Regions from separate parts of the Homo sapiens genome. Here region 2 is linked to region 1. A link is an interaction called in ENCODE POLR2A ChIA-PET data of the cell type or tissue named here. Cell type or tissue: PC-9. All regions are shown on one strand. Links, peaks and the distances in the headings refer to the core of each region. The heading gives the core; the rest is flanking DNA.

Region 1 (15,372 bases), core at 2,840-10,839:
AGGTGATGGAGCCTGGAGGCAGACGGGGAGGGGCGTGAGGTCCAAGTCACACAGTGGTTCATGGAGAACTCAGGAGGCAGGGGCAGGAGAGGCTCCCAGGCAGGACCTGGCAGAGGCAGGGAGGCCTTGGGGCTGTCATGAGAGGCCCTCAGCTGAGTGCATGAGGAGGAGAAATAGGCTGGGCTGGTCAGGACAGAGACTTACGCTGCCAAACTGAACCCCTTTCTCAGTCCTGCCCTCTCGCTACATCGTCGGGGCAAAGCCCTTCCCGGGACTCACAGGGCCTGATTAGTTTCAGCTCTGTCCATAACTAGCCATCTCCCCTTGTCAGGTAATTTCTTTATGAGCTTTACCTTAGAGGGAGTTGGTCAACTGTTCCCCAGCACTAACACATCACGATTTCTACATGAGCAATACACCCCATCTTTTCAATCTTTCCAGATGTGTCTGCCTCTAATTCTGTGATTACAAGGTAGGGCTGACTCCAAGAACTTCCCTAATGTGCCTGGTCTGCTCAGTTCTCAGAAGGTGTCAATGGAGTGACAGTTTCAGAACGTGACAGTGACAGTTTTCAGTGACAGTACTTTCAGAACGTGTCCAACTTCTAGTGATTGGTGCACCTTTCCCTGACTGTCCCAAAGTCTTGGGAGGGGCTCTTGGATCAACCTGTCACCTGTCACCTGACTAGCATGATTTGCCCTGAGGAGTCTGCACCATGGTGGGAGCAGCCACCCAAGTCCCGTCCCCAGGAAAAGGTGAGTGAGTGTCCCAGAACCTGGCCTATAACCATTCACTCTTCTGAGACACTTACCTACTAAAGTCACCACCAGAATGTGATGACAAGCAGTGGATTCTCAGAAGGGACCTATCACCCGAGGACTAACCGGGAGTTCCTTGTCAGACCCTCGGAACTCATTCAAGCAGGGCTCCAGGCATGGTCTGAGTCATGGCCCTGATGCGTGCCTGCTGAATTCATTCAGGGAGAATGCCACGGGAACCTGCCTCAGCCCTGTGTCAGGAACACAGACACCTTCCAGGTGTCGGAAAGTTCTACCAGTCATCCTTAAGATTTGTTAGACCTACTTAAGCTCACAGGAACATGAAGTTCACAAAATGCTTTCCAACCTTGGATGAAATGCATTTCCATCTTAGCCAAGACATAGCAAGATTCAGTCATCTTTATTTCTACCTGATGATTTCTTGAACAATCACGTTAACCACATTTTTTTTACCCTCCAAAAGAGAAATAGCAGAGGGGAAAAATGCTGCCTTTCTTACCTCCAAACTCTCCTATTTTAATCAGTTCCAAAATTATAGTTTGGGGTGGGGAGCATGTTTAAAGCACCTGAAATAGCTATTATGTATTGAGTATTCAAAATTCTTTGCATGTGTTGATTTAATCCCCACAACAACCCTATTAGGCAGGTACTATTATTATCCCCATTTTTACAGATGAGAAAACTGAGACATAGAAAAGTTAAATAATTTGCCCAGGATGATACAGCTTATAGATCTGGGATTTAAACCCAGATCTTTGGACGCTGGCTGTCAATAGTGGAAAAGATTGTCTGTTCTTTGTAAGCGAAGTTGATGGTGACAATTCTATTAGCAGGTTGTGTGTTCTGAGGTGTTTCTTCCAGCAATGGGGATATCTTTTTTTTTTTTTTTTTTTTTTTTTTTGAGACAGAGTCTCGCTCTGTTGCCCAGGCTGGAGTGCAGTGGCATGATCTCTGCTCACTGCAACCTCCGCCTCCCGGGTTCAAGTGATTCTCATGCCTCAGCCTCCCGAGTAGCTGGGATTACAGGCTCACGCCACCATGCTTAGCTAATTTTTGTATTTTTAGTACAGACAGGGTTTCACCATGTTGTCCAGGCTGGTCTTGAACTCCTGACCTCAAGAGATCTGCCTGCCTTGGCCTCCCAAAGTGCTGGGATTACAGGCGTGAGTCACCGCATCCGGCCCCAGTGGGGGTGTCTTTAAGTGATTCACCTATACTCATTTGCCCAGTTTCATTCATGAACAACAACTCATGTTTTTCAGATGTCTGGCAAACGGTTTAGGTTTCCTTGGGTGATTATGTATAGAAAGAGGCTGATGGCCCTCCCCAGGGCACAGGTGACAAGCACTTACAAAGAGCTCTCAAACCAGAGTATCTTGAGGAAGGTAACACTGTACCCCACGGCTCCTAGGGTCTGTCTGTCTGCCTGGACATGAGAAATAAATGAGAATGCCGACACATTACTGAAGTCACAGAGTCCACATTCTAAAAACAATCCACTCTGTGAGGTGCAACAGTTAATAGCATGTTAGAGTTCTAGTGGAAAAGAAAATGAAAAACTATCCAAACAGGGTTGCAAGCATGAAACGTGTAACAAAAGCAGCTTAAAACCTTGTGTCTGGGTGAGCACTCTCTGGTTCAATACCCGTTTCTGAAATTTCAGTGTCTGTTTCCTGGACACTGGACTGTGTCCCACTGGACTGATCCCACTGGACTGTGAGTGGGATCATAGAGAACTTTGCTTCCTCTTACTTGGCACTGGATTCTAGAGCATATTAAGTGCTCTTAATGTTTGTTGGATAAATGAATGGTTAAGAACAGGCCAAGAGTGGCAGCTCATGCCTGTAATCCCAGCACTTTGGGAGGCCGAGGTGGGCAGATCACCTGAGGTCAGGAGTTCGAGACCAGCCTGGCCAACATGGTGAAACCCCATCTCTACTAAAAATACAAAAATTAGCCAGGCGTGGTGGCATGTGCCTGTAACCCCAGCTACTTGGAAGGCTGAGGCAGGAAAATTGCTTGAACCTGGGAGGTGGAGGTTGCAGTGAGCCCAGATCTTGCCACTGCACTCCAGCCTGGGCAACAGTGCAAGACTCCATCTCAAAAAAAAAAGGATAAAAAAATTATAGGCAAGGGGCAGTCATAGGTGGCTTTTTGAGAAGGATAAAGATACATGCAAATAGATGATTTAAAAGATCAATTAAATTTCCCACAGATAGAAGATACAGATTACAAAATCTGGCTACAAATTCCACTCATGTGAGTACGCACACCTTGTTGCAATGTGACTTTGCCACTCTTCAAAAGTAGAGTCTATTTTTCTTAAATGTGGGTTGGCCTGTGACTTGCTTTGGCCAAGAGAATGTGAGAGAAATGATATTGGGTGGAACTCATGAGGCCCTGCAGCTCCGTGACCTTGGAATGCTGCCCTTAGACTGCCCTGTAAGGAAACCAGTACTGTCCTCCTGGGGGATGAGAGCCCATGTGGAGGAGAGCAAGGCGGGCTAGCCAACAGCAATATCCACTGCCGGGCCTGTCAGGGAAACCACACTGGACCTTCCAGCCCAGCCAATCCGTAAATGGACTTGAGTGGCATGAATGAGCATGAAAAAGCCAGGGAAAACCAGCAGAGAACCAGCCCGCCAGCCCACAGACCCATGATAACTAAGAAACTGCTGCTCTACGAGAGCACACCAGTTTTGTGATAGTTTGCTAAAGTTGCTCAACCTTGGTGCTCCAGACATCTTAGATCGGAGAATTCTGACTGTGGGGATTGACCTGTGTACTGTCCAATGTTCAACAGCAGGTTTGGCCTCCTCCCGCCAGATGCAGTAGCACCCCACCCCCTCCTGTCAGGACAATCCAAATGTTTCCAGACATTACCAAATGTCCCCTGGGGGAAAAACACAAGTGACCCAGGAAACCTTATTGATTTCCCCTTCAAATCCTTGAATAATCAATCGTGAATTTGGGGCAGAGTTGAAAAAAATGTTTTTGCCCCTTTGTCCCTAGACATCTCCCACTGGGTAGTCTGGATGAACTCAGCTGGTGTGTCTGGAACCAACACTGCATTCTCAGATAAACCTGGCCAGTGCTTATGTCCAGGTAGGCAAAAAGCCCTGCCTCTTTTTATGGGATTGCTTGGCTACCCCATGTATTAGCTTCCTAGGGCTGTGTAACAAACTACCGCAAACTGGGTGGCAAAAAGCAACAGAAATTTATTCTTTCACAGTTCATGTGTCCAAAATGTCTAAAATCAAGTTGTCGTCAAGCCATGGTCCCTCAAAGGTTCCAGGGAAGACTCTTCTCTTGCCCCTTCCTAGCCTTTGGTGGCTGCTGGCAATTTTTGGCATGTCTCGGCTTGCCATTGCATCACCCCAATCTCTGTCTCTGTCTTCCCACCGCCATTTTTTCTCTGTGTGTGTCTCTGTGGCTCTGTTTTCCCTTTTTAAAAGTATACCAGTCATTGAATTAGGACCCACCCTGTCAGAGGTGTTTGAACCAGAATGACTCCATCTTGAATAGGGTCTGGGTAAACTAAGGCTGAGACCTACTGGGCTGCATTCCCAGGAGGTTAGGCATTCTTAGTCACAGGATGAGACAGGAGGTCGGCATAAGATACAGGTCACGAAGACCCTGCTGATAGATCAGGATGCAGTGAAGAAGTAGCCGAAGCCCACGAAAACCAAGATGGCAATGAAAGTGACCTCTGGTCGTCCACATGGCTCATATGCTAATTATAATGTGTTAGATGCCAAAAGACACTCCCACCAGCACCATGACAGTTTACCAATGCCATGGCAACATTTAGAAGTTACCCTATATAATCTAAAAATAGGAGGCACCCTCAGTTCCAGGAAATCTCTGCCCTTTTCCCAGAAAACACATAAATTATCCAATTCTTGTTTAGCATATAATCAATAAATAAGTATACTCAGGCGAGCAGCCTATACCGCTGCTCTGCCATTCTTTTACTTTCTTAATAAACTTGCTCCAAATTCTTTCTTGTGTGAGGTTCAAGAACCCTCTCTTGGGGTCTGGATTGGAACCCCTTTTCCGTAATAATCCAACAACCTAATCCAATATGAACTCCTTCACTAATTATACCTGCAGAAATCCTATTTCTAAATAAGGTCGCATTCTGAGGCTCCAGGCAGACATGGATTTGGGGGACACTATTCAACCCTGTATACACTCCATGAGCTGATTGGCTTGTGGTGACTGTGCCGTTCTCCTGGTCATTGTCCCTGCCCGGTGCTCTATGGACCTGTCCCCAGCCTAGCCGATGCCAGGGCAGAGTTGATGAGAGAGCAGAGATGCTGCTTTGTCCCGCTTTAGCCCAGGCAGGAGCGGAGCTTTGCTGCTCCTGGTGCTTCCTCCGCCCCCTTCCCCTTCCTTCCACCTCCCTCCTGCTGGCTCTCAGCACAGCCATGTGATTGCAACCATCAAAGGAGGCCTCCCTGCTGAGGAGGGGGTATATCTAAGTGCGGGTTCCTGGACAGATTTTTATCTGTTGCTTTGCTGCCTTTCTTTACATTATGTTCATAAGAGACCACAATTCCCCGTTTGTATACACATCGTTGCAATTTGCTTTATTATGAGGTAGAAAACGTCTATTTGCATTTTCCTCCCCACTCCCCAACTCCTACATCTTTTGGAAAAAAAAAAAATTCTATTTCAAGCTACAGTGCATACCATAATGTGATTATTGATGTTTCTTTCCCTGGGAATGCCTTCTTGGCTTTCCATTTCTCTTCCCTGCCAAGCACACTTGACCCGTGTTAATGTAAAGGTTACAACAGCAATGATAAATCTCTTCCCCGCCGTCTCACTTGCCTGAAGTGCCCAGGTTCATGAGATGAGGACAGCATGAGGAGGAGAATGCAGGATGCAGGGAAGATAGAGGAAAGAGAGAAAATCAAAAGATTCATAAATCGCAGGGCTCTTAGCCTCCAAGCAGAACTGCAGATTAGATTTGTTAAACCAAAAAAGCCCTTGGGAAACACAGAAACAGGAGCTTTCGAATATCTAAAAACTCAGATTTAATGATCCAAAGATCAAATGCAGGTGAAGAAAAGTACTTTTCTTTGGGCTATGAGCTAATCCAGGGGTTGACGGTATATAGCAGGAAATTTTGAGACTAATATTATAACTAACAGCTAACTTTTAATCTTTGAAAGGCATTTGCACAAAATACCGTTCATTTTCCTCACCAGCATTTAACATATTGGTATAAGTCAAATCCCTTTGCAGATGAATGCTTAGGACGTAGAGCGTGTCTCAGTTTCGGCAAAACACTGGAATCACCTGGGATTCCGATTTAATTGGTCAAGCGCGAAGCCCAAGCATCAGTGGGTTTTAAAGTCTCCCCAGGTGATACTAACGGGCAGCTAGAATTCAGAACTACCGGTATAAAAAGTCAGAACTTCCCACGATCATTAGTGCCCAGCATACTTACTGCTAAGCAGCAAAACGTGACCACATCTATTACAGGGCTCTACCAACATTTCTTGCATTACGACGGAATACTTTTCCTAGTAGACGGGCTATTTTTCAAAATGGCAGCCCAGGAGCTTGGAATGAGTGGATTCTGTTGTGTCAAATCTTCAATTTTCATGGAAAGCCACTGCCCTGCTGGATCTCAGAACAGGGAATGGTGACTCCCTGAACCTTCCACAGGGCAAGTTCCCTCCCCAAGTTTCTCCTTCTGCTTTGTATACCTTCTGCTTTGACTTGCCCACCTGTCTCTGGGGCTTCCTCATGGGCTTCTTATTCCTCCATTCATTTATACCCTCATCCTGTATATGGAACATAAAACAGTAATAGCAAATCTCAATTCTTAACACATGTCAAGCTTCTCTTCTGGCTAAAATGTGGGCATAATATTTTGGTTTACTGTGAGACTAAAATTAATCAGGAAATATGTGTTGATTGCTCAGAGGAAAATAAGCAAGGGTGGGAAACATACAAAGAAGTTCAGTGTGTAGATCCTCAAGGATCTTACCAGGGTAGGCAAACTATAGCCCGCAGGCCAAATCTGGTCCCTCGCCTGTTTTTGTAAATAAAGTTTTATTGGTACACAACTATGCTATTTTTTTTAAAGCATATTATCTATGACAGACCTGAATAATTGTGGCCTATTTTTGCATCTGGCCTGCAAAGGCTAAAATACTTACTATCTGGCCCCTTTTAGAAAAATGTTTGCTAACATTGATCTAGATAAACCAACCACAAAAACAATAGATAGAGAAGGGAGAGATATAGATAGATAGATGTCTCCATCCATCCTTTCAACAAATATTTATGTTGTAGGCACTGTGCCAGGCTCTAGGGGATGTTTGTGTGAATCAGAGAGGGCTACTTCCCCCTGTGAGGCCCACAGTCTACTGAACTTGTCATCAATCCTGAGCAATGAATAACCACCAAAAGGGAGGCCTGTGCAACAAGATCAAAGGAGAAGAGAATGTTTGAGGCTAGACAAACCCATGGGTAACTAGAATCTCACCTGTGAACCTTACAGCTGGTTTCTAAGCTGAATGGGATAAAGACGAGGAAGGGGAGACCTCGACAAGGTTGGAATGAAGAAGTAGGAAAGTCCAGGTCATGGTCAAGGGCCAGCAAATGCCAATCCGGCTGTCTCCCAAGTATACTGGAGTGGTAAGGGGAAGAATGGCTTTCTTTGTTCACCACTGATCATCCATACCAGAGTTGACATTTTGTAAGGGTGTGGACAATGTTTGTGTTATTTACCTCCATCTCTAGCGTTAAGCAAAATGCTTGGCATATGTAGGTGCCTGAAGAATATTATCTAAAGAATTAAAGAATAGATGAGTAATGGGTATCTCAAATGTTAGGCTAGATATGCTGTAAGTCAGATAAGCATTTCAACCTTGGTAAAATGATGTCTGATGTTTATTATTTATTTACATATTTACTTATTTTTGTGACAGGATTTCACTCTGTCACCCAAGCTGGAGTGCAGTGGTGCAATCATAGCTCACTACAGCCTCAAACTCCTGGGCTCAAGCAATTCTTCCACCCTGGCCTCTCAAGCAACTGGGACTACAGGCACGAGCCACCATGCCCAGCTAATTTTTCAATTTTTTTGTAGAGATGAAGTCTCACTGTGTTGCCCAGGCTTGTCTCAAACTCCTGGCCTCAAGCAATCCTCCTGCCTCACCCTCCCAAAGTGCTGAGATTGCAGGCATGAGCCACCACCATGCTCAGCCTGTTACTTTAAACAAAGGACTAGATAGGAGATAAGAAAGCTTTTGTGTTTATGAACAACTCCTCTACAATGAAACTTCTACAAGCATTACATTCTTTAACTCTGTCAGCCTTTTGTTTTATAGATGATGAAATTGAGTTTCAGAGAGGTTAAGCAACTGGCCAAGGTCATACAGCAAGAAAATGGTAGAGCTGGAACTCAGTAAGTCTTTTTTTAAATCTCAGACTCAACGCTATCAGCACACTCCCATGCCTACCAGTCATTTTCATACCATGCTTTGAAGAACCCTCAGGCTCCTCAGAGCCCCATAATGGCACTGTGACCAATTTAGTAGCATTGAGGATCAAAAGCACAGACCCCCTACCCAGCTTCACCCTGAGCAGTTCTCATTTTCTCTCCTTTACTTATTGAGTTTCCTGGTTTTATCCAAACAAAAGTTCTTGGAGGAACAAAAAAAAATTCGAAATCACTGTACAGGACCATACTACTTCCTAAAATAAAGCCAGGGGGTATGGTTTCTAGCCTGAACTCCACCACCAAGGTGCTGTGGGATCATAGTCAGCCACTTCTCCTTCTTCCTACCCATGGAAGTTTGGACAACAATGCTGAGATCCTATCACACTTTCTTCACTTTCCAGAGAGATCAAGATGAAATGAAAAGCTTATTTAATGGATGGCAATGGCTGGATCACCTTGAACAAAATTCTAGATAAAGTTTAACTCCATTGACAGCAGCAAATTAGGGGAATATAATTAGTTACTGAGCAGAGCTCAGGAAATCATCATTGCTGGGTGCTTTGGCAGATGCCTGCCAATGGCATCTAAAATTATGACTCTAGAAGCAAATATGAGCCAATCTTTTGGCCTTACCTCATAGTAATCAGCACATGACAGAATATAAGGATATTAGTAAACAGTCCACAGGGGTATAGCCACTTACCAAGAGAGATGTAACACATGAATATACTGATTCTCAAAGAATTCATAGTTGGAAATAATGCCACTCCCATCGATGGCCTGACCATTCTTATACCAAGTTACCTCTGGCTTGGGCTGACCTGACAATAAAGAAAGAAAAGTATCCTTATTAGTTTAAGTATTTTTAGGAAAAAAAAAAAAACCCATAAAGCTATGAACAAGGATGGACAGTAAGCAACAGGGATGAGGATGATGGATTACGTTAGGTGAGGAATTGAAAAGCCTTCTTCTTGTTGATACAAATAAACACGTAATTCAGCAGACACTATTGAGCATGTTATGTACCTAAGATGGTGCTGTGCTGATGGGTGGCATACAAAATGAAAAATGCTACCCCTAATCTCAACGTGCTATTAAGAAAAATTTTCCAATACTTGGAAATAAGGCAAAGATATGAATAGTATCTTTTTTCAATGTCATATGAAGGCAAAGGCCCATCCAAGCATGATCTTGGGTCATATACTTTGTTTCACTCAATGATAACTACTGATTTAAAGTGAAGGTATATGTTAATTTGTAGGTTTTTATCCAATAGAAATGCAAATAATTTCCATCTAGGAGAAAAGATAATCCTATAAGTTATTGTTTATTGCTCTGTAGGACATTAACCAGTGCTACACCTAACCCAGCAGTTTTACCCCAACATTCCTTTATTAAATTGCCTATACACACCTAGCTCCTCAAACTTTAATAGTTTCTGGTTTCTTCTCTAATTAATTAGTTGAATAAAATCTTTAAAATGTGTATTTCATATTTGCATGGGAATCACCTTACCTTTTTGAAAATTATACTTTAATAGTGCTCAAAGTTAGTGCGTTAGTTATGGCACAAAAGAGAGGAGAACAAAGTAGATTTGCAAATGCCACTTTCTTCCTGAGGATGAAGAGTTTGGAATGTAGGCTTCCCAGACTGATGCTATGCATATGTTACTGATATCATCACAGAAATTGACCTACACTTTCTCTCTTAGAAAAGATTCATCCTTCCCTGGTGTTCAATAATGGGACGTGATGTTAATGGGCTAATCCGGTAAAACCTCCGGGAATTTCATCCACCCCTTGGGATTTTTCCCTCTTGTTACAGAGCAGGAAGGTTTCCATTGTGTTCCAAAGAGCTTTCTCATTAGCCTTCATGTCACTGAAAATATGTCAAAATGTGCCATATGCACAGGAAGGAAAGCCTGGTATTTGGAAACAATACACCATTCTTAATCTGTCTTAGGAACGTTCTTGTATTTCTGTCTTATTTATTGCGTGATTTTTGGTGAGCAACTCCAGAGACCACTAAGATGAGAACCGCATGTTCTGGCCAGGCATGGTGGTTCACGCCTATAATCCCAGCACTTTGGGAGGCCGAGGCAGGGGGGTGAATCACTTGAGTCTAGGCATTTAAGACCAGTCTGGGCCACATGGCAAAACCTCATCTCTAGAAACAATACAAAAGTTATTTGGGTGTGGTGGTGTACACCTGTAGTCTCAGCTACCTGGGAGGCTGAGACAGGAGTATGATCTGAGCCTATGTGGTCGAGGCTGCAGTGAGCTGTAATCATGATTGTGCCACTGCACTCCAGCCTGGGCGACAGAGTGGGACCTTGTCTCAAAAAAAAAAAAAGAAAAGAAAAGAAAAGAAAAAACGGAACTCCATAGAAAGAGGAAAGACAAACGAAGTACAGAGGGAAGAAAAAGTTCGTTAGACCTGCACCTGCACCATGAGCAGGACCTGAAAATGCTAAGTCTCCCTCCCTCCCTCCCTCCCTGTGTCTCCCAGCTAGGCTGCCACTGTGCTCATGCCATGAATGCGCTTTTTTGGCAACTGTGGATTTTTCCTCCTTGCCTTCTCCTTCAGGTAAACACCTGAGTAGTTACCCTGGGGCTTGGAACAGATAGACCTGCATGCAAGGATAAATCCTCCAGTAGCTGCGTGGCTGAGCCTCTTACAGGCATTTGCCTATAAAAAGACACCAAAAAATGGGCTTCCCTGAAAAACCATCAAGGGGTTTCTGATCATAATTCATTTCTGCCTGTTCTTGTCAACCCTGTGTCCTCCTTTAAGACTGTTTCATCACACTCCTTTATAGGAAGCAGTGAATTCCTCCTTTTTGTGGGTACGTGGCTGTTTTGAAGAAAATACATAAAATATTCATGAGCTGGGCCTGGGAACTCATTCTGATCTCTTGGATTCCAGTTTTTCATTCAGGCTGATGAGGGCTGATTGATTTCCCCCAGTTTCCTAATGGCTGACTGTTTTTTTCCCCTGTGCAGTATAGATCTGAACAATCAGCCAGAAATGAGACTTGCATAGGGAAGTGGTATCTGGTATCTTGTGGGTGGTTCTCTTTTCTCCTGCCACTTGCTGGAAACCTCACCTGAAAGTCCTCCCCTTGTTTTTGGAACCTACTGTGGGTCATACATTGAGAGCCACCTCCTAAACATTTCAGAAGTATCTGGGCGAGGGGACCACAGCCAAGTTCAGGGCATGTCCAAACACACGAGGGCTCTGCTCTGAAGACTCAAGGTCAGCTTGCACTGTTCTGTCTGTCTGAATGACGATGGACCATCACGGAGACAGAAGCCTGGGCTTGGAGAGGCTGAGCGCACAGTTCTACACTGCAACTCCAGGCTGAAATCGAGGTTTTATGACAACTTCTGCTAGCGAAAGGCAGCCGTTTCTGAGGCTCACCCCTCTCCTCTCTGGACTTAGAAAAATGGGATCAGAGACCAACCTGGCCGACATAGCGAAACCCCATTCTACTAAAAATACAAAAATGAGCTGGGCATGGTGGTGTGCATCTGGAATCCCAGCCACTTGGGAGGCTGAGGCATGAGAATTGCTTGAACCTGGGAGGTGGAGGTTGCAGAGAGCTGAGATTGTGCCACTGCACTCCAGCCTGGGCAACAGAGCAAGAGACCCTGTCTCAAAAAAAAAAAAAAAAAAAAAAAGAGCAAGGGGAGAAGAGTTTTCTGTCTGCCCTCAAGAAACACCATTGGCACCTTCATGTTTTCAAGGGTAGAGACATAATCCAAAAAAGAAAAGAGAACCACCCATGAGGTACAAGATATCACTTCCCTACCCAATTGTTTTATGTTTATGTTCTTTTAATGATAAATCCTTTTACCATTGGGAGTACCCATACTTGATCAATTCTGAGTTATTTATTCACCAATCCAGAATCCCAGTCCCCTGTTTTTTCTCCACTGGTCACCCATTGCCTCTGTTTTAAGATTTTCACTTCTTATTAGCATCCCTGAAGAAGGCGTGCAGAGGAGAGACTAATTTAGCCAGTTTTAAGATATCAATTAGGGCCAGGCGCGGTGGCTCACGCCTGTAATTCCAGCACTTTGGGAGACCAAGGCAGGCAGATCATGAGGTCAAGAGATGGAGACCATCCTGGCCAACATGGTGAACCACCCCCCTCCCCCCGTCCCTATTAAAAATATAAAAATTAGCCAGGCGAGCCAGCCGCAGTGGCTCACGCCTGTAATCCCAGCACTTTGGGAGGCCGAGGCAGGCAGACCACCTGAGGTCAGGAGTTCAAGACCAGCCTGACCAACATGGTGAAACCCCATCTCTACTAAAATACAAAAATTAGCCGGGTGTAGTGGCGGGTGCCTGTAATCTCAGCTACTTGGGAGGCTGAGGTGGGAGAATTGCTTGAAACCAAGAGGCGGAGGTTGCAGTGAGCTGAGATCGTGCCATTGCACTCCAGCCTGGCAACAGAGCAAGACTCTGTCTCAAAAAAAAAAAAACAATAAAAATAAAAATAAAAAAATTAGCCAGGTACAGTGGTGCGTGCCTCTATTCCCAGCTACTCGGGAGGCTGAGGCAGGAGAATAGTTTGAACCCAGGAGGCGGGGGTGGCAGTGAGCCGAGATCACACCACTGCACTCCAGCCTGGGTGACAGAGAAAGACTCCATCTCAAAAAAAAAAAAAAAAGTCAATTAAAGAATAACAGAAGAGTTCCATCAATTTACCGAAAAAAAGTGATTCATGCCATTCCTCTGTGCTCCATGAATTTAAACTATGGTTAAGGACACCCAAGAAAGAAAGAAAATTAAGAGTGGATTATCTGAAAAAAATAACCAGTGTGAGAGCTGCCTAACCCAGAACCACAAGGTGAAGTAAAGATCACTAAATCGTGTCCAGGAAGTCACTCAAAGAAATCTTTTAGAAACAAATCATAGAGGATGGAGTTGCTTCATTGATTACACAGAAAAAAAAACTTCCAAGGTAATTTTCCCAAATGATGTTTTAGTAATGCCTTTGTGAGCCAAGAAACCTGGTATGCAGGGAGATTTTAGAGGGTGATTAGCTAGTCTAGTGATGGTTACCAGATATTATGCAGCGAAGCACAGCGTCTGACTTCTCAGGAACCTTCTGGGAAAGCAATGTAGATAAAAAACACAGCGGGGGCCTCTGGGGCCCTTCGGAGTCTTTCATCCTTTCATGCCGCACCAAATCTGAAAAAAAAAAAAATCCCCGACATCACCATTTGTTCTGGGATTTCTCTGGCCTTCTTAGGAATTCCAGAAACCACAGGGTGCCGCCCTGGCAGCTCACTGCACGCTGGAGGGTGGGCAGACTGAAGGTCTTTGGGCAGCCTTTCCAGGCCGTGGTGCTGCTGGTAGGTGGGCTGGATCCTTCTGTATTTCGGGGATGTCCTGTGCATTGCAGGATATTTAGCCGCATGCCTGGCCTCTACCCACCAGATGCCAATAGCACCCCCACCCCTCCATGTGTGACAATCAAAAATGTCTGCAGACACTGCAGGGGAATGGGGGGGTGCCCTGATTAAGAACCACGAATCCTATTGTCCTAGGCAGACCCCAGAGCACCCAGAGTTCCAATGGAGAGGGAAGCATCCCATGAGGCTATGGTTAGTGCCACCTCCTCTCATTCCTCCTCCTTTCTCTTCTTAAAGTCTTTTCACACTGTGCTCAAAAAAGTGTGCATATGTCTTTGCCTCCAAAAAACATGTCAGTTGTGTTGAAATGATGTCCAGGGAGGAGATATTTTGAAATTAGGATATGACTGCTCCTTCTGAGCACCAGGTGGGTGCCCTAGGGGAAGGCAGGCACTAAACACTTGATTAGTCACCAGATATATTATTTCACTTAATCTCTTTGAAGCTACTTAAAGGATAGTTACTAATGTCTCCTACATTTTACAGAGGTGGAACCTGAGACTCAGAGAGGTTCAACAACTTGCTCAAGATCACACAGCTCAAGTGGCAGCCACCTTGGGGCTGTCCTTCAGGGCTGTGCAGGCTGACACTTTCAATGTGTAAGACACCACTGGAGCTTTGCAGGGCACAGCTTGCACAAGTATGAGCCAGCCCTGAGGGCGCAGGTTGGTCTGAATCCAGAGAACCCTTTCCTTTCCACGCTACCGCTACCGGCAGATACAAGCTGGCTTCACTTGGCCAGACCTCTCCTTTGTGGAGCCCTGAGCTTAGAAAGGGCATTTAGTTCTGTCTACACAGTAGCGTCCACTTCTTCACAATGGCAGGCGGTTCTCCCACACCACAGAGCTCGGACAAAGAAAAGAACCACACTACAGTGTGGTTAGCCTGAACAGGGAAGGGGCGGTTAGGAACTGCAAATCCTGAATCCAGGGATGCTGAGGTCCCCAAAGCAGACACCTGAGCTAAGCTCTTGGTAGGAGAGGCCAAATTAAAGCAGCCACAGCTGTATTGCCAAAGGGACACCCCTTTCCATATGAGTGTCAGTAGCAGCTTCTTACCCATTTAGAAACAGTTCTTCCCTATTTCTTCCCACTTTTCCAGATTGTCTCAGATACCCTGAGAGACGAGTTCCCCGAGGACAGTTCAAGGTCTCACCAACACCTAAAAAATCTCCTGATGAGCAGAAGTGAGTAGAGGGAAAAGGAACCTGAGTTCAGGGCCAATGATGTTTGAGGAGCCTTGCTGTAGTAGCAGGATGAGCAACATAATTTGCAGGGCCCGGTTCAAGATGAAAATGAGGGGTTCTTTGTGCAAACAGGATTAAGGATTTTAAGATGGTGACAGCAGAGCATTAAACCAAAGACAGCACCTGGCCCGGCATGGTGGCTCACGCCTCTCATCCCAGCACTTTGGGAGGCTGAGGCGGGCGGATCACAAGGTCAGGAGTTCAAGACCATCCTGGCCAACATGGTGAAACCCTGTCTCTACTGAAAATACAAAAATTAGCTGGGCATGGTGACTCGTTCCTGTAATCCCAGCTACTCAGGAGGCTGAGGCAGGAGAATTGCTTGAACCGGGACCTGGGAGGCAGAGGTTGCGGTGAGCCGAGATCACGCCACTGCACTCCAGCCTGGGCGACAGAGCAAGACTCCATCTCAAAAAAAAAAAATAATAATAATAATAATAATAATAATAATAATAATAA
Region 2 (15,372 bases), core at 5,268-13,267, 290 kb before region 1:
TTAATTTGTTTTACAAAGTTTTGAAGTTTTCCTCTCCACACTTTTCTCATCAAGCTGGTGTGTGGAAAGAAGGAATTTTTCTTTTCCATTGCTGTCATCTAAAATTGTTGTGTCGGGTGGGGAGGGGAGGGAGCCGGGAGACTTAGCTTTAACTACTTAGAAGTTTTCAGGGAAATGTTTTTATAACAACCTAGTTAATAGTTTGACTTTATGATAGATTCTGTTCCTTCATTATTTTGTCCTCCAGTGGCTTTTATACCCAGCAAAGTGGACCATGGTGTATGATTCAAGAAGGGTGAGGAGTATGTCTTTCTTTGGAAAGGCAGGGATGGAGGGTTGTGATTTAGAAAGGGTAAGCAGGAAAGGAGAGCCACAGAAGGCAAGCACTGTTCTCATGCCAGATCGGTTTCAAGGAAGAGGACATATGGAAGGATCTAGAAAATGATTTCTCTAGAATTGTCCATGTCCAAGTCCCCTGGAATGTCTTTGTATATCCCCAGAGCTGTGCATGCTCCAGTTTGAAGAGCTCTGCTTTAAAAGATATCAGGGGTGGGGGAGATGAGGGGGGTGAAGTAAAAGAATAAAAACTATTCAATTCCATTTGTTTTCTCTTTCAAGCTCATACGTTACTCATTTCATTTTTATATTAAAATATAGATGAGGAAGGAAGGGCACATGGCAAGATTTGGCAAGCATAATCCATGAGGGGATATGGAGTTGGGGATGGCAGCATAGCATACTAGGATTTTTGAGGAGGGATTCGGGGAGCCTGTTCATGTTTTCCTTACAACTCTGGTACATGAAGTACAGGTTCTGCATCATGATGGAAGACTGCCTGGGTTCATGTTTGGGCCACTACCTACTAGCTCTATGACTTTGGGCAAGTTTCTTTCTTCTTTTTTTTTTTTGAAATGGAATTTTGCTCTTGTCACCCAGGCTGGAGTGCAATGGTGCAATCTCAGCTCACTGTAACCTCTGCCTTTTGGGTTCAAGCAATTCTCCTGCCTCAGCCTCCCAAGTAGCTGAGATTACAGGCAACCGCCACCACGCCCGGCTAATTTTTGTATTTTTAGTACTTTAGTACAGACCGGGTTTCACCATGTTGGCCAGGCTGTTCTCGAACTCCTGACCTCAGGTGATTCACCCACCTCAGCTTCCCAAAGTGCTGGGATTACAGGCGTGAGCCACCATGCCCAGGCAAGTTTCTTAACCTCCTTATAGCAGTGTTTGGCACATGATAGATGAGCTACAGGTTGGCTTGTTATTCCTTGCAATCCTGAGTTTCTCCCCAGAGTAAAGCTGGAGCTTTTCCCCCAGCCAACTTTGGTGGAGTCCACTGGGCAGAGATGTGATTTCAGCCAAAATATGGCTAAAGGAGGAAAGGATCTGAGACAGCCAGGTGGAAATGGCTCCCCGGGAGAGCCTCTGACCGACCCGCACACTGGGAGGAGTGCGCACTGGGGTGGAGCCTTGGGAAGTTGGAGCCATTTGCAGCAGGGAGGAGCCTGGCCCCTCGTCTTCTTGGATGGTACCTAGGATTCAGTCTGCGAGGCAGGAAGCACACTAGCAGGACTCCAGCTTGGTGGAGAGTTCCTGCTTTCCTTTTTTTCCTTTTTGTCCAATAAATCCCATTTTTCTCACCCTTTAAATTGTGAGCCTAATTTTTCGTAGTCATGTGACAAGGACCCCTCTTAAGCTGAACTAAGGAAAAGTCCTGCAGCAGATCTAACTAGAATGCCAATGCCTACATTGAGGCTGTTTAATGGAGAGTTTATGAAAAGTTAGCTAGTGTCCTTGTGTAAACCTGTATGACTCTAGTTCAGAGTCTTCAGTAATTGCAATTCAAGAATAAAACCACACGGCACTTCCATTCCCGTGTAATTTGTTGTTGCTGGCTTGTGACATTCTACATATCCCAACTATGAGACAGCCAGGCAGTGGGATGGACTGTGAGGTTCAGATGCCCGGAGATATGTGAGGAAGAGCTTTTAGCAATAAATATGAAAATGAAATCAAAGTAAAAACTGGCATTGAACCCCTGGTGTACTTAGGCTTACTTTTACCCAAATCCAAATCATTTCTTGACACTGCATGGTTACCAAGAGTGTCTGTCATTCAATATTTCAGATTAAGATCTGTTCTTTGGTAGCTAAGTTCAGAGAAAAAAATATAGGATCTAGAAGTATCATTGCTATTTTTTCCTTGATACATTTAGTCTGGTATTAAAATTGCTTGCAGAAGATTTGATTTTAAAAAAGTAGAAAAGAGACACTTATCCTGGTAAAATTATCCTGAAATCTTAAGAAATTAAGACAAATTGCACCATAAAACCAGAAGCACAAAATTAAACAATATTATATTAAGAGAACCCAGTGACACATTTTCCTTCTAAATTAACTTTAAAATTAACTTTTAAATTAAGTTCAATCTCATATCAGTTTGCTTTGTAAGAAATAGAATATATGTACATGTTTGCCTTATTTTTAGCATGTTATATTCATTAAAATGTTTTAGTTTATTCAGCAGATACATTTAGCATTTCTTTCACAAGAAAGACAGTGAAGGAACAATTAATAACAGGACCCCAGTAATACCTGGGGGGTTTCTACATCTGCATTTTTTGCAAAAATAGAATAGCCTTCTAAGAAGCTGTCAGTGGCATTTGTGCAGCTGGACAGCTTTGCAGCAGATGTAACAGTAACTGTGATGCCAGGCTGTGCCCCAGAACCTGTAAGCATGACAAGCTCTGGCTTCTTCCCTCCTCTGAAAAGGTACAACATTGAAGAGGCAGTCGTTTCCCCTAGATCTGTAACCAAGCACATCTGGGTGAAAGGGGAAGACATCTCTTCACAGAGAGGAGAATAAAGGCGGTGACCATCAGGGTGACAGGCAGCATGGACTGTTGCCACCTGTGCTGCAGGCAGCTTCAGTGCCTGGATGGTGGGACAGCTGGTCCTGCACTCAGCACGAGTCTCAGGCAGTGGTCTGGCCGCGCCTCCCTTGGGCTGCTTCTTCCTCCACCGTCCTCCACTTTTGCTTTGTGTCTGCGTCAAGTCAGTAACGTTGGTCTGCAGCTCCCATCCCTCCTGATGGGCACTGCACTGAGGCCTTAGTGGGCATTACCTGATGCCCTCATCACCCAGTGTACAAACACCTGCTGACAAGAAGCGTCCCTGAGCGGAACCCTTCTGCTGGGACACCGCACCTTCCGTGTCCTGAGTGGGCTGCACCCTCGTGGTGCTCAACTGGGTGACTTCACGCTGTCCTCAGCGCTGTCCTCGGCGCTCTCTCTCCAGTCAGCTCTCCTGCTCAGGCACCTTTTTGGGACACAGTCCTTGCCAGTTATTCCCTGTTTAATGTCCTCATGTGTCTTCACTTGCCCTGGGAGACTGTCGTCTTGAGAGAGCAAGCCATATGGGACCCTGAGGCCTGGCCTCAGTTTCCCTCCCCCCCACTGCCCCACGGGGCCACGCCTCATCAGTGGCATGGACCTTTTAGTCAGCGAGCCCTCAGCCGGATGCTCCCGTGCTGGCCACTCCTGTCATCCCTGCTCTGTCCTCCCTGCAAACTCCTCCCTCAGGACCCTGCTTGAAGTTACGTCCTGCACAGTCATCCCTGGCCTTCCCTCAGCAGAATCTGTCACTCCCTCAAGGTGTCCCTGCAGTATTCTGCTCATGCCCCTGCTACGTGGCAGAACTCTGTTGTCCTATCCTGTCCAGAGCTCCAAAGCCCCCAGACCCTGTGGCTGCTGAGCACTTGAACCATGGACAGTCCAGGTGAGGATGTGCGGGGAGAGATGCCTCCTGCCTGTGGCTGAGCCCTGCCTGAAGGAGCTGATGAGGAAAAGCTCCTAAGCACAACAGTGCTGCTCACCTGGGCATCTAGTTGGCAGAGTCCTATCCCAGTGTTCGCACCCCCAGTTTCCTGGGTCTTAAGTTCAGATTATCAAGTGCTCCTCCTGCAAAAAAAAAAAAAATGGTGATTCTTGTGGCCCTTAGTTGACCCCGCACCTGGGATATGCTTATATTTGGTGTGGGGCAGAGAACTGAGTGTTCTTGAACCACTTCCACCCAACCAGAGGGAGGTGGGGACATCAGGTACACCTCATCCCCTGATGTCACAGCCAAGTACCTGGAGCCACCAGGACTCCCTCTGAGCCCACAAAGGAGTGTCTTCTCACCACCCCGATTATACTGGTCTAGTTATGCTTTGGAGTTAAAGCCAGGCTGCTATTGCAGGGCTGCTGCAATCCTTGCAAGCACAGTTGTTCTTTGCTTGCGCTTGCTCTCGCTCTCGCTCTCACTCTCACTCTTGCTCGCTCTCTTTCTCTCTCTCTGACTTCAGTTTAACTTTTTAAACTTCAGTAATAAGTGTTCCTCAAAATAGATGGTCTTCCTGGTTGTAGGTACAGCCAGCAGGGTTGAGTTCTGCTGCCTTCCAGCATGGTTTTCCTGGGGCCTGTAAAAGTCCTGCAAATTTGCTCTGACACTCTGTTGACATGGAGGTCCTGTTTGTTGTTATAAATAAGGACCAGTGTCTCTAGGACACACCTTACTGTGTATAACTGAATGGCAGATTTTGTCCCTTACTTCTTAAAAATTAAATGGCAGAGGAGCTGGCCATGTAAAAGCCCTGTGTGTGTTTACCAAAAAGTACTTGAATTTTGTTTGGGTTTTGTGTTCTGGTGCATATGAAGTGAATTTTGGTAGGAGTATGTGCATTCAGAGAATATGTCATCACACTTTTTTCTTTATTTGAGTGCCACTTGGCTCTTATTTGATTAAGGTAATTTCAGTGACATATTTTGAAGCAATTCACCTTGAAAGGCAGAGGCACCACCCAGGTGCAGAAACCTTCCTTGGGTTATGCAACGCCCAGCGTGGGTGGAACCGCACTCACACTTTACCTCTTCCTGAACCACAGCCCTGCTCTGATTGCATGATGGAAGCTGAGGTGCCTGACAAGTGGAAGGAGGAAAAGGAACATTCTGCCTTCCTTTTCTCTGTAATGCCAAAGCTGGCGTCATGCATTACTGAGGGCCTCTGTCAGCACTGGGGCCGGCCAGTGGCACAGCTGATGGGGTAGCTGCACTCGCTAGTCCTCTGGGAAAGCCCAGGTTGTTTTTCTGGCTTAGTGTTAGAGGCAGCTGTGATGTTTACCTCGATCTGTAACATACAAAGATCTGATCATATGCTGTCTTTGCTTACATTCTATTATTGTCTGACTTATGTTCTAAATTCTCTACAATTCCCTTCCATTTGTCTTAAGAAACTCTAAACCTTTTTTTTTTTGGAAATCACTACTTAATGATTTTGAGGATGGAACCCCAGACAGTTGGTAATAGTGGATGGTTTTCCTTTTCTGTAGTTGAGTGGCTTTCTAATTCTTTTGATGGCACACAAAAAGAAATTAACCTTAGATCACAACTTAGTACACACATTTATGTATGCATGTAACTGAGATGAGTTCCTCAAAATAGCACATACCTGTGTTTTATGTGAGGCACTGATATTTTCTGTTCTATATTATGCTTAACTTTAAAAAATACTTCCTGTGTACCATTTGTGGGACTGTAACTCACAACTTAAAAAATATTACCTTGATACATAGCTCCAGAAATACACATGGGTCATTTTACCAAGAATCACCAGTGCTTTTGCTCTGTTACCCCGGCTGGAGTTTGGTGGCACGATCATAGCTCCTTGCACCCTCAACCCCCTGGGCTCCCAGCTGGGGGTCTTTAGGACCCCAGCGTGACCTGTGGGTAGCCCTTACTTCCTTTAATACTTTTCTTCTGCACAGTCAGGTGCTCTCCCTTTGAGCTTCCGTGTGAAGTTCACTGTGCACCCAGCTCTGCTACCACCGCCTCTGTCTTGAAAGGAATAGGGTGGGGTGGTCATTGGTGTATAGTAAGATTCGAATCACATCCTTCAAGTACAGTTCTACCCTAAAGATAAGAGTCCCTGTGGTTTTTGTTGTTGTTGTTGTTGTTGTTGTTTGAATGGATGTGTTCTTTGAGAAATTGAGTCTTGAGTATTTTGTGAGGACATCTAAGCCTGGCGTCCACGTCAGTGCTGACAGATTTGACCTAGTGTGCACTCCCATCTGGGGAAATGCCCATAGGCTATAATCTCTTTCACTGGAGCGATTATAATAGCCCCCGGGCTTCAGGTCCCAGTGGCATCCACCCTTGGTGGCAGCATACCCCTCTGCATGAACAGGGCGCCCACTTGTCCCCTCCTTCTTACTTAGTAGTGATTTTTAAATGGGAGGGTGGCAGTCCTGAATGTAGTTCATCAGTATTTACCGCACAAGCTCTAAAGGACACAGTGTTTTATTTGTGTATTTATTTAACTTTTCCAATATCGGAATATGAATTTTTGTTTCACCTGATAGGACACGTTTCAGGGGCTCCATTCTACATTGTCATTTCACAGGAAAAATATTTGATGGCTCATTAGAAGGGAACATCTATTATTTTGTTACTGAAAGGCACATTTTCAACCTTGAGAATTGGATGGCAGGTAATGGCATGGAAATTGACAGCATTTTACCACTTAAAAATAACCACAAGAAATACCAATGTTCACCGAATGAGTTGAAGTTAATTTGGTTTTGTAGGCTATTGTAGTTAACTTGATGCTTGATGGAAATAATTTTGTATTGGAAATCATTAAAAATTGATTTGATTAATGCTTTTATAATGTTGGTATGAGGTGTTGCACTGTGGTGGTGATGACCTAAGGGTGCTGTGATGGCCTCAAACGTTGTCCCTCCGGGGCCCACAGGCAGGATCCCACACACTAGCACACCTCCCAGTTCCTCTTACCATCAAACAGAGGTGTTCCTTCAACATGCCTGCTCCTCCCTGTGGCATAAAGGCACCAGGAGGTTCTCTGATCCCCTGTTAGATCTCCTCTGCAGGGTTGAAGACATTTTTTGTTTGTTTGTTTGTTTGTTTTTGAGATGGAGTCTTGCCCTGTCTCCCAGACTGGAGTGCAAGTGACATGATCTCAACTCACTGCAACCTCCGCCTCCCGGGTTCAAGCGATTCTCCTGCCTCAACCTCCCAAGTAGCTGGGACTACAGGCATGAGCCACCAAGCCCAGCTAATTTTGTGTTTTTAGTAGAGATGGGATTTCGCCATATTGGCCGGGGTGATCTCGAACTCCTGACCTCAAGTGATCTGCCCGCCTCAGCCTTCCAAAGTGCTTAGATTACAGGCGTGAGCCACCGTACCTGGCCATTTTTGTTTTTAATCGGTGTAGTGTCCCTAACCTAAATATTTCACATGGCCTGAACTTTCTGTAGTTTTAGCAGCAATGGGATGCTTTGAAACCTAGATCTCTCACCAACTACATCTTCCATTGACTGGTGAAACACTAGTTTAAGCCAATTCATTTTGACCATGTGCATTTTTGTGCTTGATCCCTATTTTATTTCAAAAATAATTTCCATCTCTATTCATGTAAACTAATAAGAGCCTTCCGTTTCCTTTAATGGCAAATTGTCTCATCTTTTACTGTTTTAAAACATTTTTTTAACATCATGAGAAAACGTGATAAAAGGTATAAGTGTAGTTTCCTGGCTTTTGCAGTACCTCAGGGAATTCGGTAAACTGTATTCCATTTGAGGAAAGGAACGGTTGGAGTAGGAGGTAGTGTAAAGATAACATAGCAAATAAGCATTTTACCAGAACCCTCTGAAGTCTCATCAGACTGTGCCATCATCAGAATCCCTCCCTTCTCATCTACACCGTTTAAAGCCAGCATCCAGTCAGAAGCCCAGAGCTGGTACCGCCTTGCTTTCCTGCCAGTTGCTGACATATGGCACACAGTGTCAGTTAAGGGCACAGGCTGATGGGCAGCTTGGCCACATACCTCTCTGGCTTCCTATCTGTAAAATGGGCACAATCATTGTACCTGCCTCTGAAGGTTGTTGCGAGAACTAGACGCAGCCTTGGCACAGAGCCCACAGAGAGTGAGCACTGTGTAAAGACTGGCTGCCAGCCATTAGTACTGGGTGCCTGTCTTTTGGTGTCTGGGCAAAGCTTTAACCTGTTTTATCAGTTTAGAACTCAGATGTCTCCCTGGCAAAACAACACGGGCATATAGATATTTTGTGAAGTTTTGTTGAAGTGCACTTAGGTTAATGATTCATGGGCAGCCTTTCAAAGCTATCAGGCTGTGAAACAGCTTTGAATAAGATTGTCTTGTCCTTCTGCTGATTGTCTTTTCCTTCCCACATTAGCAGCCATAGCAGGAGGAGGAGAGGTGGCAAGTGGCCACACTACTCTGCTCACATTAAGCAGACAATTTATGGTCAATATTCAGTGAATTTCTTTTTTTTATAGTACAGTTAACTGATATTTATATTAGCTTTAAAATTATAGCAAAATCAGGCCAGGCATGGTGACTCACACCTGTAATCCTAGCACTTTGGGAGGTCGAGGAGGGCAGATCGTTGGAGGTCAGATGTTCGAGACCAGCCTGGCCAACGTGGTGAAACCCCATCTCTGCTAAAAATACAAAAATTAGCTGGGCGTGGTGGTGTGTGCCTGTAGTCCCAATTACTCAGTAGGCTGAGGCAGGAGAATCGCTTTAACCCAGGAGGCGGAGGTTGCAGTGAGCTGAGATTGCACCACTGTACTCCAGCCTGGGCGACAGAGCAAGAGACTCTGTCTCAAAAAAAAAAAAAAATAGTGAAATCAGCCAAATAGAGAACTAACAGGCACACTGCCTAATTCCTTGTGTAACTGTCATTGGTGTGAGTCACTGGGGCAGCGTGATTAGGTCTGTGAGCTGGATAGCAAGGCTGTCATTATTCTCAAGGCCTTCTGCTGACTGCTGCTCTTGGTAAGACATACAGAATCTGTGGGCACCTCCTCTTACCGCTCTATGCTAGATGAGGCGTCTCCACGTTGAGTTGTAGTAGATACAGCTAAGAAAGTAAAAGAAATGAAAATCTCATCAAAAGGATTGGGGCTAGTCTCATTCTTCATGCATACCCAAACCGTGGTAACTTTGATTTTTTTATTATCCAGAATGGATTGTTTAGAGGAGACAGATGGCTTTCCAGTTCATCAAATTTTTTCAATTATCTAAAAGGAATTCCTACGCTTGGAGCAAGTCATTTCAATAAATCTCATTCATATTTACCTGCTGCTTCCTTTTAAATGGAAGAAGAGAATGTTTTTCAAGTACACTTGAAAAATAGCATATGTGAATTAGAAACTTCCTCTGTAAACTAGCAGAGTAGAAATAAGAGGCCAGGATTCAGCACCAGGTAGGCTGGATTCCTTCTTAGGTGGCTCAAGCTGGCTATGGGGCTGGTCTCATCATATCTAAAGAACTGCCCAGCTTTTACGCATTTTGAATGTGGTGGAACCAGCTGCATCTTTTTATATGAGAGCGGCAAATAGTCATTGTGTTCCAGTTTGCTTCTCGGGTCATCTAAACATCAGAGGCCATGCCACAAGCACCGTAACTGAGGGATATAGTGTGACTGTGGTCCAGGCCAGTGACCTCTGGAGCTGAATCATGACTTCCCAGATGACTCCCAGAGCCTGAGAGGGGACTGGTGCGTGGCTCCAAATGATTTTCACCTGGGCCTCTTTGAAGTCGGGAGAGATACGTGCAGTATGGTAGATGTGGAGAGGGAGAGGCATGGTGTGTCCAAAAATTAGCAGGACCTGATCCATATACGTGGACTCTGAAGCAGTGCACTTACTAGATTAAAAAAAAAACAATGTACTTACTGGATTTAAAAAGTGTGTATTTTTTTGTGAGATGCAGTTTGTAAGATGCATTGGTAACTAGGCCATATACTTTTTCCATTGGCTCTCAGCTCTCAAGAAGCTCTTTAGTTTTTAGCATTGGATCAGTAAACACTTATTAAAATGTTCCCAGCATTTGTTTGCCATCTTCTCTTTCAGCTGGGCCCAGCTGTGCCCTCAAACCCTGCCTGTCTCTTCCCTGACTGATCATGTTCTCCCAGCTTCTACAGAGGCTTCCATAGCATTGTGCTTGGTAGCAGACACCAGACAGAATCTCAGCCAGCTCAGTCCAGGCGCACGGGCTCCTGGTCTCCCGGGGTGTGGTTACTCGTGTCTCCTCGGGGCCTTCCGCCCTCCACATTCCAGTGCCAGGCCCTGGACCTTTGTCTCTATTCATGATAAAACATTTTTAGGAAATGCTGACGCTCAGTGAAGAAATGGAAACACTAACTCTTTGTTCTCTTCCTAACAGACACGAGACGACTTCCTGGGCCAGGTGGACGTGCCCCTTAGTCACCTTCCGGTAAGGACAGTCTCATGTTTGATGCTTCGTGCTGGGGGCGGGGGTTTCTAATTGTTTGTAGTCAGTGTATTTTCAGAGTGGCATTTCTTCACCACGGTGAAGAAGGCTGAAATGAAGCACGTGTGCTGTGGCCTTAGTCCTTTCTGGAAAGTGGTCCTTTCAAGGGGATGGAGGAGAAGCTGGCTGTAAGAGTAGTCAAGGGTGCCTGAGTCGTGCGCTTGCGTTCCCATCCACCAGCTCCCTCTCTTTTCTGCACTTCAGCTGCTCCACCTTTGTGTATCACATCTTACAAAACAGACACCTCCTTCACTCAGGCCTCCCTTCTTGTCACTTACTGTCTCTGCTTCCTAATGCATCCTCCGGGTCCCATCAGATGTTTGCACTCTTTGTCTGGAACCGCACATGCCATTTCTCTTGGATTCCTGTACACAAACTATAATAGCATTTCCCAGATTTTGGTGTCTGGCTTTCTCAGTCAGCATGGTGACAAAAGAAGAGCCTGTTCATTCTGAGTGAACTTGTCAGCTGGGAACACCCACCCTCGCTGGAACACGCACTGAGTTAGCATGTGTGGTGCTGCCATTTCTCTCTGCTCAAAGTAGCGGAGCAGTCGAGGCTGTTGACTAGTGACGGGCATTAGGGCTGACACCCGAAACAGGAGGCAGGGCAGACAGAATGTGTAGGTAGGACCTGGAGGCCTTGAGAAAGGTGGATCCCCATCTCCTATTCCAGCTTCAGTTTTCCGGCTTGTCCCAGCCTTCCTCCTGGCCTTCTTCCCTGGGCAGCACAACGACGTGATAGAAGTAGCAGCTGAGAGAGGAAAGGCGAATGTTTCTGCCTTACAAGGGCATTGTGTTATTTTTTTAAATGCTTTGTGTGAGCAAATAGCATAAATAGTCTATAAAGTAAAGTGACTTTACTTTATTTACTTTATTTAAAGCTATTTAAAGCTAGCATAAGCTTCCTGCTGTGTGGAAATTATGGCTGTTTCCATATGTTAAATACCAAGTAAGCTTTGAAGATGTGTTGTGAAGGAAGGTGATAGCAAGTAATTTACTCTTACTCACTCAGGGGAGCTGTTAAGGAAGAAAGTCGCAAGGTTCCAAAGGACTGGAAGTGAAAGTGATATTCTTAAAATATCTTGTTTGTTTCTTTTTAAAACTCTGAAGCTCCAGGGTGCCACGGGAGGGGCCTGCCCAGGGCTTCTGCGTGAGAACTACTCCATGAGCCATCAGAAACCTGACTGCTCTTCTCAGGTCACGTTGGGAGGATGTGACTATTTCACCTTTTGTGAGCAAAGACCTCGCATCCTTCTACGTTGGGAGGTCTTCTGTGTATGTTCTTCAGACTGAAGCTGCGATCCTCTCACACTTTTAGACAGTGTTGGTTGATGGGCCAGCTCTTTTATGGACGTCTCCAGCCACCCTTTCCCTAATGTAAAAACCACATCTTGGCCAGGGGAAATTATTTTCTGAGAGGCAAATATTCTAATATTTGGTAAGAGGCAAAAGTGACATGTTTAAAAACCTTGCTCTGACAAGCTCTTTTTTGAGTGAGTGAGCAGCACCTGGTCTTGAAAGGTTGAGTAGGGCTCCCAGAAAATAGAAAAAGGTTCCTCCTCCGAGGCCAAGTCAGTATAAAGAATAGTTTAGCTTTGGATTCTGAGTGGAGGCAGGGTCAGTGAGCCTTCAAAGAAGGAAGCGGTGCAGAGGCACAGGGCAGGAATAGAAGCCAGCCGATTGCAGAGGGTAGAGCCGTGAACGCCCAGAGAGGACCGAGTGCCCCTAGTTACTCGTGTGCCCAGAGGGTAACTTGCAGTGGCGTGCTTCACCTCCATACTTCAAACTGACTAGCTGTTCACAGCCAACTATAGTCAGAGAGATGGACCACAAAGAAAACAAAAGGAGAGGCGTGAAGGTATATTCTTTATTCATGTGGCAGTAGAACCCAAGTTGCGTGTTCTGAATGCACGTGGCTTTTGAATCCAGGATTTCAGGTGCTTTCGTGTGTATGTTTGGTCGTGTGTATAGGATGCTCATGGGGAAATTACAGTGGCATTCTGTTTGTGTGATAGCACACAGGTATGAGTGTGGAGAGGGCGGGAGCATATGCGTGTATTTTGTGGATCGAATTATGGATGCTGTGTTCTTGATTAGTATATGACCATTGTCAAGGTGGATTATTAACAGTCTGTAGATTCAAAATTTGTCAAAACCACCAAGCTTTAGATAAAAGGAAATAGACCAGGCACAGTGGCTCATGCCTGTAACCCCAGCACTTTTGGAGGCCGAGGCAGGAGGATCGCTTGAGTCCAGGAGTTAAAGACCAGCCTTGGCAACATGGCAAGACCCTGTCTCTATAGAGAAACTTAAAGATTAACCCAGCATGGTGGCACATGCCTGTTGCCTCAACTGTTTAGAAGGCTGAGGTGGGAGGATCGCTTGAGCATGGGAGGTCATTACTACGCTGAGCCGTGGTTGTACCACTGCGCTCCAGCCTTGGAGACAGAGCAAGCTCTCCTTTTGCTTTTACATTCAGAGACCAAGAGCAAACTTAGCTGTAACTGTACCATCATTGACTTTTCAACTGCCGTTTTCACATTTGTCTGTTAAATTCAGTGCATCGTTGTCTAAAAATTCATATGATATTTGATAACTTGAATCTATTAATTATTTAGCGATAAAGAGAACTCTGAGATCTGTATTAACAGAGTGAGATTTCTGGCAGGTGTCTGCCTGTTGCACCTTCCTCTTGACTTGTCAGCTCTGTCTCCCCTTCCCCTGGAGCCCTCAGTAACCCACCTTTGCCCAGCCACAAAATCTCTTCGTCCCTGGGAAAGGCAGTGGGGCAGAGAGAGCTATTTTAAAACATTAAGTTTTCCTAAATCCCAGTCATGTGCCACTTAAGACAACCATGGCTGACTCTGGAATTTAAATTTTCCTAGATGAGGCATTTTCAGGGTGGTGGTATTATTTGATGCCCTGCCTGTACTTGGAGGTAGCTCAGCTGACCAACATCCTTTTACCCCTTTTGTGTTTATGGCTGATGGCTGGTAGCAGGTAGCAGGCTGATGGTTCCCTCTCATGAGTGCAGAATTCAAAATCATGGAGTTTGGAGGGACTTCAGAGACACTGATTCACTCCCAGTATTTTCCAGGTGAAAAAGCCTGGGCCCAGAGAGGGAGGGGACTTGCCCAGCAATAAGCAGGTCATTGGTGGTGCTGGATCTGACCCTGGCTCTCCAGCATCATTGTGAGCCTGTGATGTGGTCAAGGGTGTGGGCATGGGGTGGATTCGCCCAAGGCTTAGGTGCTTGCAGTGGTTGCATACAAGTTTCGAGTCTAGGGACCCAGCAGGGCCCTCTCCTTCCATTTGCCTGCAGAATCCTTTATCTCACTCTATTCCATAGTGAATGCACCTAGGCTGAAAGCAACTACTCTCTTTCAAGATGAAAGTACTGAGTATCCAGATTTTCTTCTGAATGCTTTTACCCTGGAACGGGGGCAGCATTGTGGCTATTGTGGCTAATAGCACTGTTTGCAGCAGTGTGTTTAAGATGGCTTTCCACCAGGAGCACCCTCAAAGCCATCCTGGGAGGCTCCACTCAGCTCTGCTCCAGGGAACAGGATCAGATTGGAACCTGGATGAATGCCAAGAAGAATCTTGTAGTTATCTATAAGATCATCTTCTAATTCAGGCTAGAGAATTTCAATGAACGTGAACTTTGATTTTAATGCCCTACCTGTTACTGCTTGGCATTGAGTTGGCAGTACTGACAAATGATATGAACGTGTAGAATTGGCCAATGAACATGGCTAGTGTTTGTTGAGTGTGCCAGGTGCCCTTGAGAACTTTATAGAAACCAACTCAGTTGATTGGTTTGATCCTCACAACAGCCCTGTAAGTTATGGTTACTGCCCCATTTTATAGATGAGGACACTGAGGCCAAGAGAGATAAGGAACTTGCCCTTAGCCACTTGGCTCTGTAAGTAACAAAGCCAGGATGCAAACCTAGGAGATCTGCCTTTTGACCTGTGTGATATCAGTCATTTAAGCTGCATAGGGTATGGACAGACTCAGGTTCAGAGTCCCTCTAAGCTCCGTGGTTTTCCCTCTTCACTCTCTTGCATGTTCTCTGCTGCTCCTAGATTGCTCATGCCCACTGGTGATCCTGTAGGCTTTGTCATACTGTTTGATTTCCTATGTTTAAACTGTCCTTTCTCCCTGTTCTCTACCTCTCAAAGCCTTCCCATCACCCTGTATTGTATTGAACTCCACATCCAAAACCATTTTGATTTCCAAGTCAGAGTCCGTCTGTTCCCTGTACCCCAAGTCTCACAGAATGTAACCTCTCTGTGTCAGTGAATTTGTTCTGCCTTAGCTTCTAGTGGATTGTTGACATGATGGCTCTTCCCTTGTAATTGTAACCATAAGGACTGCTATACCATGTTGTATCCACATGTCGTTGACATAATATTGCTCTCAAATTATTTGTTGGTTGGCAGGGCATGGTGGCTTATACCTGTAATCCCAGCACTTTGGGAGGCCAAGGCAGGAGGACGTCTTGAGCTCAGGAGTTTGAGACCAGCCTGGGCAACATAGGAAGACCCCCATGTCTATAAAAAATAAAAATATTAGCCAGGCATAGTGGCACACACCTGTGGTCCCAGCTACTTGGGAGGCTGAGGTGGGAGGATCACTTGAGCCCAGGAAGTTGAGGCTGCAGTGAGCTATGATTGTGCCCCTATACTCCAGCCTGGACAGCAGAAGACCCTGTCTCTAAATTAAATAAATAAATGTTGGTTTAATAAATGAAAAAAGGAAGGAAAACCAGCAATAGTTTTCTTAATAAATTATCCATTTATTTCCTTATATATATTTACAAACCTTTTGGTAGAAAATATTTTCAAAATGTATGTTTATTACTGCCTCATAAGAACAGTCTAGAAAATATAATTTACTTCATTCAATGATAGTGAATTTTGAGAGCCTCCATAGTTTACTACAGATCAGATGAATTGAGTGCTTACGTGAGTACCTACTTGGTGCCAGGCAATGTTCTTGGCACCGGTGAT

What was found. Peaks named below come from ENCODE experiments on the same cell type or tissue, not always from the same donor. Only the 100,000 strongest peaks of a DNase experiment are listed, where the experiment ranks them.
Region 2: POLR2A ChIA-PET joins it to region 1 with 14 read pairs; 2 of 35 experiments call an interaction of 5 or more read pairs at or near these places.

Annotation. Positions count from the first base shown.
Region 1 is chr18:58,598,375-58,613,746 of GRCh38, forward strand. It overlaps ALPK2 (alpha kinase 2), which reads right to left. Exons shown (of 13, transcript NM_052947.4): 2 at 13,315-13,443; 3 at 8,948-9,065. The coding sequence starts at 13,423. It overlaps SNORA108 (small nucleolar RNA, H/ACA box 108), which reads left to right and starts at 2,246; the gene lies at 2,246-2,378. RefSeq lists an enhancer at 13,101-13,971. In PC-9, for the core only: no CTCF peak of the experiment used is centred there; a DNase peak (open chromatin) is centred at 7,227; H3K27ac peaks cover 500 bases.
Region 2 is chr18:58,305,735-58,321,106 of GRCh38, forward strand. NEDD4L (NEDD4 like E3 ubiquitin protein ligase) reads left to right here. Exons shown (of 31, transcript NM_001144967.3): 6 at 10,248-10,298. Among named protein-coding and RNA genes, the nearest start is that of MIR122HG, 130 kb to the right of the region's middle. RefSeq lists silencers at 4,800-5,022, 4,828-4,927 and an enhancer at 9,721-10,920. In PC-9, for the core only: no CTCF peak of the experiment used is centred there; DNase peaks (open chromatin) are centred at 8,747 and 10,207; H3K27ac peaks cover 3,013 bases.